Regions from separate parts of the Homo sapiens genome. Here region 1 is linked to region 2. Evidence: read pairs that join two places in POLR2A ChIA-PET (ENCODE). Cell type or tissue: Panc1. All regions are shown on one strand. Each heading gives the region's core, and the rest is flanking DNA. Links, peaks and the distances in the headings are about the cores only.

Evidence for each region. Peaks named below come from ENCODE experiments on the same cell type or tissue, not always from the same donor. Only the 100,000 strongest peaks of a DNase experiment are listed, where the experiment ranks them.
Region 1: POLR2A ChIA-PET joins it to region 2 with 5 read pairs; 2 of 35 experiments call an interaction of 5 or more read pairs at or near these places.

The regions. Positions count from the first base shown.
Region 1 is chr21:36,194,198-36,199,577 of GRCh38, forward strand. DOP1B (DOP1 leucine zipper like protein B) reads left to right here. Exons shown (of 37, transcript NM_001320714.2): 3 at 4,873-5,054. Among named protein-coding and RNA genes, the nearest start is that of DOP1B, 40 kb to the left of the region's middle. In Panc1, for the core only: no CTCF peak of the experiment used is centred there; no DNase peak of the experiment used is centred there; H3K27ac peaks cover 2,049 bases.
Region 2 is chr21:34,890,836-34,896,215 of GRCh38, forward strand. RUNX1 (RUNX family transcription factor 1) reads right to left here. Exons shown (of 9, transcript NM_001754.5): 3 at 2,090-2,128. Among named protein-coding and RNA genes, the nearest start is that of RUNX1-AS1, 57 kb to the left of the region's middle. In Panc1, for the core only: no CTCF peak of the experiment used is centred there; no DNase peak of the experiment used is centred there; H3K4me3 peaks cover 810 bases; H3K27me3 peaks cover 229 bases.

The DNA of each region.
Region 1 (5,380 bases), core at 260-5,259, 1.3 Mb after region 2:
AAACACTCAATCTCTGTGTGACGACAGCTCCAAGGAGCAGTCCAGCAAGTTCTGTCTGGCCAAATCTAGACCTGGTTTTGATTAACTTTGTTCATGATCTCTAGATCACTCTGCTCTATGCTTGAACCTGTATGCTTGAGTCAAGCTTACCTCTCTGATGGGTGAAGAAAATGATATTTCACTGTTATATTAATTTTATTTTTCTTACCACAAAGGAAGGATATCTCTTCATTTTTCTAAGTCCTGTTGGTTCATTGCCTTTGCTTTTGCTGCATTTCTCTCTCTCTCTCTTTTTTTTTTTTTTTTTGAGACAGAGTCTCACTCTGTCACTCAGGCTGGAGTTCAGTGGCACAATCTCGACTCTCTCCAACCTCCACCTCCCAGGTTCCAGTGATTCTCCTGCCTCAGCCTCCTGAGTAGCTGGGACTGCAGGCGTGTGCCACCACGCCTGGCTAATTTTTGTATTTTTAGTAGAGACAGGGTTTCATCATGTTGGCCAGGCTGGTCTCAAACTCCTGACCTCAGGCGATCTGCCCATCTTGGCCTCCCAAAGTGCTGAGATTACAGGCGTGAGCCACTGCACCCAGCCTTCTTGCTGCATTTTTAAAGAAGACAACTGCAGCTTGTCTCTCTTGATAAGCAGTCTGAGTTTGCCTTTAGTGCACCTTTTCTTCAACAGAAATCAGTTGCCTGTCTCAGATGGGCCTTGCTCACATTATTCACATGGGCTGGGTACAGTGGCTGACACCTGTAATCCCAGCACTTTGGGAGGCCAGTGCAGGTGGATCAATTGAGCCCAGGGGTTCGAGGCCAGCCTGAGCAACATGGCAAAATCCCATCTCTACGAAAAAATACCAAAGATGCTGGGCATGATGGCTCATGCCTGTAATCCCAGCACTTTGGGAGGCCAAGGCAGGTAGATCACTTGTGGCCAGGAGTTCAAGACCATCCTGGCCAATGTGGCTCAACTTGTCTCTACTAAAAAATACAAAAATTAGCCAGGTGTGGTGGCACATGCCTGTAATCCCAGCTACTTGGGAGGCTGAGGTGGGAGAATCACTTGAACCTGGGAGGTGGAGGTTGCAGTGAGCTGAGATTGCACCACTGCACTCCAGCCTTGGTGACAGAACAAGACTCTGGCTCAAAAAAAAAAAAAAAAAAAAAATCCCCCCAAAACAAAAAAAAAATCAGCAGGGTGTGGTGGTGCACGCCTATAACCCTGGCTACTCAGGAGACTGAGGTGGGAGGATTGCTTAAGCCTGGGAGTTAGAGGTTGCAGTGAGTTGCAATCACACCACTGCATTCCAGTCTGGGTGACAGAGTGAGACCCTGTCTCAAAAAATCAAAACATGATAAACATGGTCAACATACAGTGAACAAGTTCATTCCACTTTTACTGGTTACAGCCTCAGTTCTGGGCTATGTGTCTTTTTCTATGTCTTTTTCACATTAAATGAAGTGAGGTAACACATGTAAATGAGAAAAAATAGCAATCAGTTCTATTAATTTGAAATGAGTGGTTGTGGTTCCTTGCAATTGCGTTCATATGAAAAGAGATCTATCAGTCAGGATAGGGAAAGTTATGCACAGTAACAAACAATCCTCAAATCATGGTGACTTTTACAACATGGTTTATTTCTGCCTTACTGGATCAGAAAGTAGTTTCTGCTTTCTGAAATTTCTCAGGGGCTTTATCTCAACCTGTGTTTCCATAATCTTAGAGGCAGGGAAAAGAGAAGTGATAAGCTATGAGTTGGCTTTGAAGATCTGTGCCAGAAGTGACTCCCATAATTCTATTCATCTTGTTGGCCCCAAGTATGTCACGTTGCCGTGCCTATACTCAAAAGAGCAGAAGAAAGGGATCCTGCTGTGTGCACAGACTGAGGGAACCTCTTAGGAATCCCAGATGCTCCCCATGGGAAGTACTTAACATCTTTTTTGTCCCAAATAGCAGAAGTCTTAGAGTATAATGAGCAAAAATGAGATTTGGTAGTGTTAAAAAGAGAAAACTCTGCCTTGACAAAAATAATGGTACAGGTCAAGACAGCTTTTAGCTCTCCTGCTCTTGAATCCATGGAGAAAGCTTGTTAGCCTGTGATCAGTAAGCCATGGGAGTCGTGGAAATGTTTTCTGCGGGCTGGCTGGGCATTGCTGGTGGTGAAGCTGGATGTTGGCTGCCTGACCGTTCTATGTGTTTGAAATTGCCCATGAGCAAATGTACTGTTTGCTATCCATTATCCACGTTCATTCCTTCTCTGCTGCTACCGTCAGTCTGTTTTCATCCTTTGTGACAGTGTGGAAGTTAAGTGGCCTCTCCTCTGTTCTTTTTTTTTTTTTCCTTTTTGGAACATAAGCACATTTTTTCACATTATTTTATTAGCATTCCCTTTGTTTTAAGGTATCACATTCTTCATAAATGATGTTTTAAGGGCTAGGCGCAGTGGCTCACACCCATAATCCCAGCATTTTGGGAGGCTGAGGCAGGAGGATTGCGTGAGCCCAGGAGTCTGAGACCAGTTGATCATTCTGAGCAATGTAGGGAGACCTTGTCTCTACAGAACAATCTTTTTAAATTAGCCAGGCTTGGTGGCATGCACCTGCAGTCCCAGCTATTCAGGAGGCCAAGGTGGGAGGATCACTGGAACCTGGAGGTTGAAGCTGCATGGAACCATGATCGCACACTTGCTCTCCAGCCTGTGTAACAGAGTGCAACCCTTTTTTGATGACCACTAGTTATATCTGATTTTTTTTTTTTTTTGAGATGAGATGGAGTCTCACCCTGTCGCCCAGGCTAGAGTGCAGTTGGCTCACTGCAACCTCTGCCTCCTGGGTTCAAGTGATTCTCCTGCCTTAGCCTCCTGAGTAGCTGGGATTATAGGCACGCGCCACCATGCCCGGCTAATTTTTTGTGTCTTTAGTAGAGACAGGGTTTCATCATGTTGGCCAGGTTGGTCTTGAACTCCTGACCTTGTGATCCACCCACCTCTGCCTCCCAAAGTGCCAGGATTATAGGTGTGAGCCACTGCACCTGGCCATATCTGATTTTTTTTAAAGATGTCATTTTATTGAATTTGAGAATTCACTTAGACCACAGATATCTGATGAAAAATATTCTTGTTTTCCTTGTCTTCCTTTCATGTCCTGCATAACCTGAGTGTGCTTTAGAGGTGGGATCGTAGTGTTTGCGTACAAGAGGAAAGTTGTCATGGCCCTGTGGTCATGAGGCTGAGGGCCCACGATTCTGATGTGGATGGAATGCAGCTGGCATTGCACATGTCTTAGATGCTCTTCCCAACTGCCCGCTTTGTTCTAGGCACTGTGCAGGGTGCTGGAGACAGCAGAGAAGAGTGAGATAGTCCCTGCCCTCGCACTGTAGAGGGAAGGCCTGTTCTGCCTCCCTGAGATGGGGGCACTGAGCTAAATCACACGTGAGGAAGAGTTAGCAAGGTGGCCGGAAGGGCATTTAGGCAAGGGGCAGTGAAAGGAAGGCTGGAGCCGTGCTTGGGAGACCTTTTAAGAAACGTGAACTTGGCCAGATGCAGTGGCTCACGGCTGTAATCCCAACAATTTGGGAGGCCGAGGCGGGTGGATCCCTTGAGGTCAGGAGTTCGAGACCAGTCTGGCCAACATGGTGAAACCCCATCTCTACTAAAAATACAAAAAATTAGCTGGATGTGGTGGCGTGTGCCTGTAATCCCAGCTACTCAGGAGGCTGAGGAAGGAGAATCGCTTGAACCCAGGAGGTACAGGAGGTGGAGGTTGCAGTGAGCCAAGATCATGCCATTGCACTCCGGCCTGGGCAACAGAGCAAGACTCCGTCTCAAAAAAAAAAAAAAAAGAAGCGTGAACTTTTACCCTGTAGGCCTTCAGTAAATATTTGTGTGAGCAAATGAACTACTTATGCAGATCATTCCCTGATAACATCAGACACTGTGTTATAAGATTAAGCCGGCCAGGCGCAGTGGATCACATCTGTAATTTTAGCACTTTGGGAGGCCGAGGCGGGTGGATCACAAGGTCAGGAGATTGAGACCATCCTGGCTAACGCGGTGAAACCCTTTCTCTACTAAAAATACAAAAAATTAGTCAGGCATGGTGGCGGGCACCTGTAGTCCCAGCTACTTGGGAGGCTGAGGCAGGAGAATCGCTTGAACCTGGGAGGCAGAGGTTGCAGTGAGCTGAGATTGCGCCACTGCATTCCAGCCTGGGTGACAGAGCAAGACTGCATCTCACAAAAAAAAAAAAGAAAAAAAAAGATTAAGCCATGAGGGGCCTCCCACGCACAAAGTTCTGCCCATGGTTACTCTGTGCCACGAAGGACAGCATCGATCTGTTCACACTCTCGACCTTGCTTCTCGGGTACAGCAAGCACTCTGGGATGCTTTCCCGCAGACGTGTCGTGTATCCTGCTTATGGAAGCCTAGCTTGGGACTACCATTGCTCCAGCCCAGTGGGGTGGTGCTGTTTTCCTCCTGGAGAACACGGGTTCCTCCCAGCACCATCTCCAACTGGTAGAAATGTCAGGCGTCACAGCCTGGAAGGCTTTAATCCCAATCCATATCTTCTGAGTGAGCCCCTACTCATGGCTTCCTGAGATGGAGAAGCACACGGCCCTCACCCATCACGGGCTCAGAGGTGTGACCGAGAAGCTGGCCACCTACTAAGAAAGTCCTTGTGCCTGCCTCATCTCCAGCGCTGCCAGAGCTGCTGTGGACTCTCGCCATGCAGTCCCTCTGCCCCTTTGTTGTGTATGTCTCTTTCTTACAGCCACACTGGGACATGGCTGCAGTCTCTCTGGCTTCAGCAGATCCACTCTCCATTGTAAATATCGCTGCCTTCTTCCTCATGTGTTTTTTTTGTCTTGTTTGACAGGCTCTTCAGAGTAACCTGAGGTACTCCTTGTTGCCAAGACGGCTCCTCATCAGCAAAAGATTAGCTCAGTGTTTGCACCCTGCCCTGCCCAGTGGTGTCCACTTAAAAGCTCTGGAAACCTACGAGATTATCTTTAAAATCGTGGGGACCAAATGGCTGGCCAAGGACTTGTTTCTGTACAGGTGCGATTGCTTCTCTGCTGTGTTCCTTTTTATTACCCAAGTAACCGGTATTTCAGCTCACAAGATGAGAAAATGACAAACAGGCAAAATAAGCGTAGGGCTGTGTGTGCAACAGTTTATCATAAAGCCATCACCAGGAGACGTCACTGGGCGCCTTCTGGAGTCTATCCGTCCTAACTTTGCTTTCTTTCTTTTTTTTTTTAAATTTAAGTTCTAGGGTACATATGCACAACGTGCAGGTTTGTCACACATGTATACATGTGCCATGTTGGTGTGCTGCACCCATTAACTCGTCATTTACATTAGGTGTATCTCCTAGTGCTATC
Region 2 (5,380 bases), core at 221-5,220:
ACGCGGCCCGCTCTAGAGGCAAGTTCTGGGCAAGGGAAACCTTTTCGCCTGGTCTCCAATGCATTTCCCCGAGATCCCACCCAGGGCTCCTGGGGCCACCCCCACGTGCATCCCCCGGAACCCCCGAGATGCGGGAGGGAGCACGAGGGTGTGGCGGCTCCAAAAGTAGGCTTTTGACTCCAGGGGAAATAGCAGACTCGGGTGATTTGCCCCTCGGAAAGGTCCAGGGAGGCTCCTCTGGGTCTCGGGCCGCTTGCCTAAAACCCTAAACCCCGCGACGGGGGCTGCGAGTCGGACTCGGGCTGCGGTCTCCCAGGAGGGAGTCAAGTTCCTTTATCGAGTAAGGAAAGTTGGTCCCAGCCTTGCATGCACCGAGTTTAGCCGTCAGAGGCAGCGTCGTGGGAGCTGCTCAGCTAGGAGTTTCAACCGATAAACCCCGAGTTTGAAGCCCGACAAAAAGCTGATAGCAATCACAGCTTTTGCTCCTTGACTCGATGGGATCGCGGGACATTTGGGTTTCCCCGGAGCGGCGCAGGCTGTTAACTGCGCAGCGCGGTGCCCTCTTGAAAAGAAGAAACAGACCAACCTCTGCCCTTCCTTACTGAGGATCTAAAATGAATGGAAAGAGGCAGGGGCTCCGGGGAAAGGGAACCCCTTAGTCGGCCGGGCATTTTACGGAGCCTGCACTTTCAAGGACAGCCACAGCGTGTACGAAGTGAGGAATTCCTTTCCACCAAGAGCGCTCATTTTAGCGACAATACAGAATTCCCCTTCCTTTGCCTAAGGGAGAAAGGAAAGGAAACATTACCAGGTTCATTCCCAGTGTTTCCCTGGAGTAATGCTAGAATTTACTTTTGTCATAATGCAAAATTAAAAAAAAAAAAAATACAACGAAGCGATACGTTGGGCGGATGCTACGTGACAGATTTTTCCAAATTTTGTTGCGGGGAGAGGGAGGGAGGAGAATTGAAAACGGCTCACAACAGGAATGAAATGTACATTTCTGCAGTGGATTTAAAAAGTACTGCTTGGTTAGTTGGAAGAAAAATAATTTCATTGGAAAACAGTAACAGTGCATTGACGTTTTTCTTCTACAACTTTAGGTAAAGAACTATAGGTGGTCTCAGAAGATAACTAAATCTTTTACCTTTTTGCTCTTTCAAAAGCCTCCCCAAAATATGCATAAAGATGGGATTAGAATCTCAACAATTCTCTTAAAATTACCCTTTGCGAGCAATATATTTCCAAAATCACATTTGTAAAAATGCAGTACGTCTAAAAGAATTATTTCTATTTTAAATGACCATTTACATTTTAAAAAATAGAATGTATCTTGCTATGGTTTGGAACCAAATAGCTGCAGTTTGTATTGATGTCACAGGGATGGAAAACAATTTTGATGAAGAGTAACATGTATGTACAAATCACCTGCCATACACACTATCCAGTTTTGAACATTGGAATTTAATTAAACATTTTTTTCTTCTGAAGTGGCTTTGAGATTACTTCACTTTTCAAATCTAATTACTATGAGAGGGGGGAGGAGAGCCCTTAGTTCTTCCATTACATCCTTCCTCCATCTGAATGTTTCTGTGGGATGCTATGGTTAATGTGTGATGATTTCACTTTCACTTCATAAACCCATTGTGTACCTCACAAGTAGCAAGCTGAGGACATTTTAAAATTAATCTTTTTAAAATTTAGGAATGCTTAGTAAACATTTTACTCTCATAAAAATCTTGCATTACCACTGCTATAACACAGGTAATAAGCTGGGCTGTGAGGGAAGCCAAGCTCTGTTTTGTTTTTAGAGAGTTGTATAGAGGCATTTAATAGCATCAGAATGCACCTATGGTAAACGCTGTAGAACTGAGGGTATCATTTAAGCTTTCATTGAAATATTTTATATGGTATAACATTTACAATATGGAGAACTGCTTTTAAGTATATTGGAATCAGCAGAAACAGCCTTAATTATTTGGTTAAATTATATCACAAGTTATACATAGAGATACATAGATATAAAATCATATACACATCTATGAAGGTGTGTACTTTATTTAAAAATATAACTTGGAATTTAACATACCGTGGACGTCTCTAGAAGGATTCATTCCAAGTATGCATTCTGAAATAACAGAAAGTAGGAAAATAAAAGTAATGCAAGTTTAAAAATTAACTTTCCCCCGACTTTTTTTTTTTTGCTAGCTCATTTCTTCTTACACTTTTTAGCACTGGAGATTTTTATAGCTTTGACACAAAAATGACTTGAAATAGTAAATCACCAAATAAGAAATAAACTGTTCCTTATGCACGTGGTTTTAGGTACCTTCAACCAATGTTCTCCTTCACTAGCTAATACTGAATATCTGTCATAGAATCACCTCTTTTAAGCTCCGTGTGTGATTAAAATGTGATTTATTTAATGAAGATTTAAAATATATTTGGAAGGTGTAGGAACATTAGAATTCAAGGGAAAATTAAAACCAAACCCTAACTTAACGCAAAAACATTTATGATCATTTACTTCCAATGATAGGACATTTTAGAAACATTTTCCCCTGCTTACTCTCCTTCCCTTCTCTCTGCTAGGCAGGTAAATTATTTACATCGAAACCTCTCACAAGTTCTAATAGATTATATCAATTATTATTAGAAATAATTGTTACATGATAATTCCCAAATATGGATCACTTACTGTATACATTTACAACTATAGGTAAACCCATTAAGCAAAGTCACATGAAGCTCTTTTTCTTTCCTTTGAATATCTACATATAATGTTGTGAATTTGAAATTACTCTATCAGCCTTGTATATTGATAACAGCACTGAGTCACAAAGAGGAAATACTGTTCTTTAAAGACAGGATTTGAGCATTTCAAATGCTGCAGACCTAAAGCTTTCAACTCCATGCCACAATATTTAGTATGCTGTTTTTTTTTTTTTAAAAAAAAACCTTTAAAATAAGAGGAGACAATTACTTCAGATTTCTAGATGCTGTTTAAATAGGCAGGAAAACAAGATTTGCAGCTTCTTTAGTCTTATATTTTTGCCAAAGTAAAAGGAACAACTAAAATAAGAGGTTCTGAAGGACTGCTCTATGATGAAATATTAAAGGAATTAAATATGTATAGTCTCAAAGGAGCATCCAAAAAAAAACGAGATTGTGGTTCACAAGTAGATAAAATGACTCCATGAAGACTTTTCTTTTTAAAGAGCAAGGCAGAGAACTAATCATTTGCACTAATTGTGAATGATAAGGTAAGAAATAATAAATGTATCCTGAAGTTACGTCAGCTCAGCTTTAATAGGTGTTGGGGCAGTGGGGTGGGGGTGTGGAATCCACAACGGTAAGACTGACCAGACAGCACACCCAGCGGAACCACGCACCCTGGAAATTATGTCTTGAGACCCAGAGAAGCTTTTCCATGTCTGAGTCTAAGAAATTGGAGTAGGAGAGCAAGAAAACACAAGTTCATCTACACACCTAATAGTTCAGCAATTCTGAGGAAAATGCCAGGATTTTTTAAACCCAAAAACAAGGGCAAAAATGAGTGGATTTTGAAAACTGTGATTGGTAACTATTAAAAACTTTCTTAGTTTGTTGTGTATCAGCAGCCTTGAGAACACAGCAAGTGTGGTTAAATTGGGGAGGGGGAAGGGGTAGGGGGTGAGCAACTGCTGCCCAGGTGAAGTAGCACCTGTGGAGGTTTGAAGTGATTTGCCCATGAAACTGTTAAAGATGCCAGAACCCAAACTGCAAGAGAGGGGAGGTTGCGTGTGTTTAAGACAGTGAACAATGAATCTGGTAGCCCATCCTCCAGTGTGCTAGCTTGCATGCTCTCTCTCTGTCTCTCTCTTCCCTACATCCCCCATTGAATGTAATTATATGCCAGGCAATGGGTGAAGTGCTTTTATATACTTTGCCTGATTTAATCCTCACAAGAACATCATTGCTACCCCCATTTTACAGATAAGGAACCTCACCCTTGGAGAGTTCAGGTAACTTGCCCAAATTCACATCACTCTTGACCTACATAGAAACACACACACACACACACACACACACACACACACACACACACACACACATATTCATATCTACATATAGGTCCACATGCATGGTAAGCTATGTTCCTTTTGGATCATGATTATTTTTGTGGCTATCCTTGGTAGAGTTCTAAAAAATTAACTCTGATCTCATCTTTCACTTTTATCCCCCCCGTCTCAGGGTCTAGATCAGAAAATATCTTGGAAATTCTTCACCATGCAAACCTCATATCATTAGGAGTCAGATTTTAATGTCATTTCTGTCATCCACAGAGTTTGAGGAGAAAGCCAAGGTCCATTTGGCTGAGAAGCTTTTATATTGATAATAATATAAAATGGCGTTTTAGTCTTTTCCCACCTCCACTAGTTTAAAAGGGCATCTTTAGGACTTTCCTAGATACAAGGTATTTGATTCACCTGCCTTCAGCATTCCTTGAATGCTTCCTCTGTCCCAGGCAAGGTGCTAGGCTCACTGATGACAAACACCAAACAGATGAGAGTAAAGAAGTGTCATGGCTGTTGGTGGACACATGTCCAGGGTCCCAGGAACTGGTGGGAGGGAATATAAGAGGAAGAGGGGCCAACAGCCCCTGGTGGGCTCAGGAAAGACTTCCTTCCTAGCAGAGGTGATTTTTGACTTGACTTTTGGAGGTTGGGTAGATTTTTAGGTGGTTCAAAGAGCTAGAGGAGGGGTTTAGGGAGGTGACGGTGGGGTGGGGAAATGGTGCTCTGGGCTGAATAAGCATCATGAATAAGGGCGTGAGTTTATGAAACACATCAGTGTGTCAGTTCCAGTACAGTTGGGGCATAGGTTTGAGACCAGGTTGGGGAGTGGGGGAGGGAGTGCAGCAGTTCAAAAATACATAGACGTAGATAGGTCATTGGAAGCACAAGCAACCTGAGGAAATGTGAACTTCAACATGCGGGAAAATTGATCTGTCAAAGCCAAACAGGGAAATAACAAAATTAATATATATATTAGAAAAATAAGTCTGTCAACAACAGCTCGGTGAGTTGGAGGGAGTAGAGATGAGGAGTGGGGAGCTATAGCAGTTGTCAGACAAGGGGTCATGAGGATCTGGATTAAGCAATGGAGATGGAAGAGGGGATTGAGGTGAGGGAGGGGGAGGAGTCTCCCCAGCATCTGTCCTTTAATAGTAGTAGAGAAGACCAGAAACAGCGGGTTTACAGAGAGACATCGTGATGTCTCTCTGAGCTTTGGATGCCCAGAACAGAATAGGAGGTGCTGGTGGGGAAAACAGGAATTCTGGGGAGAGGTTTCATGTAGAAATAATGAGCTGAACATCCTTAGAATATCTATTGTAGTT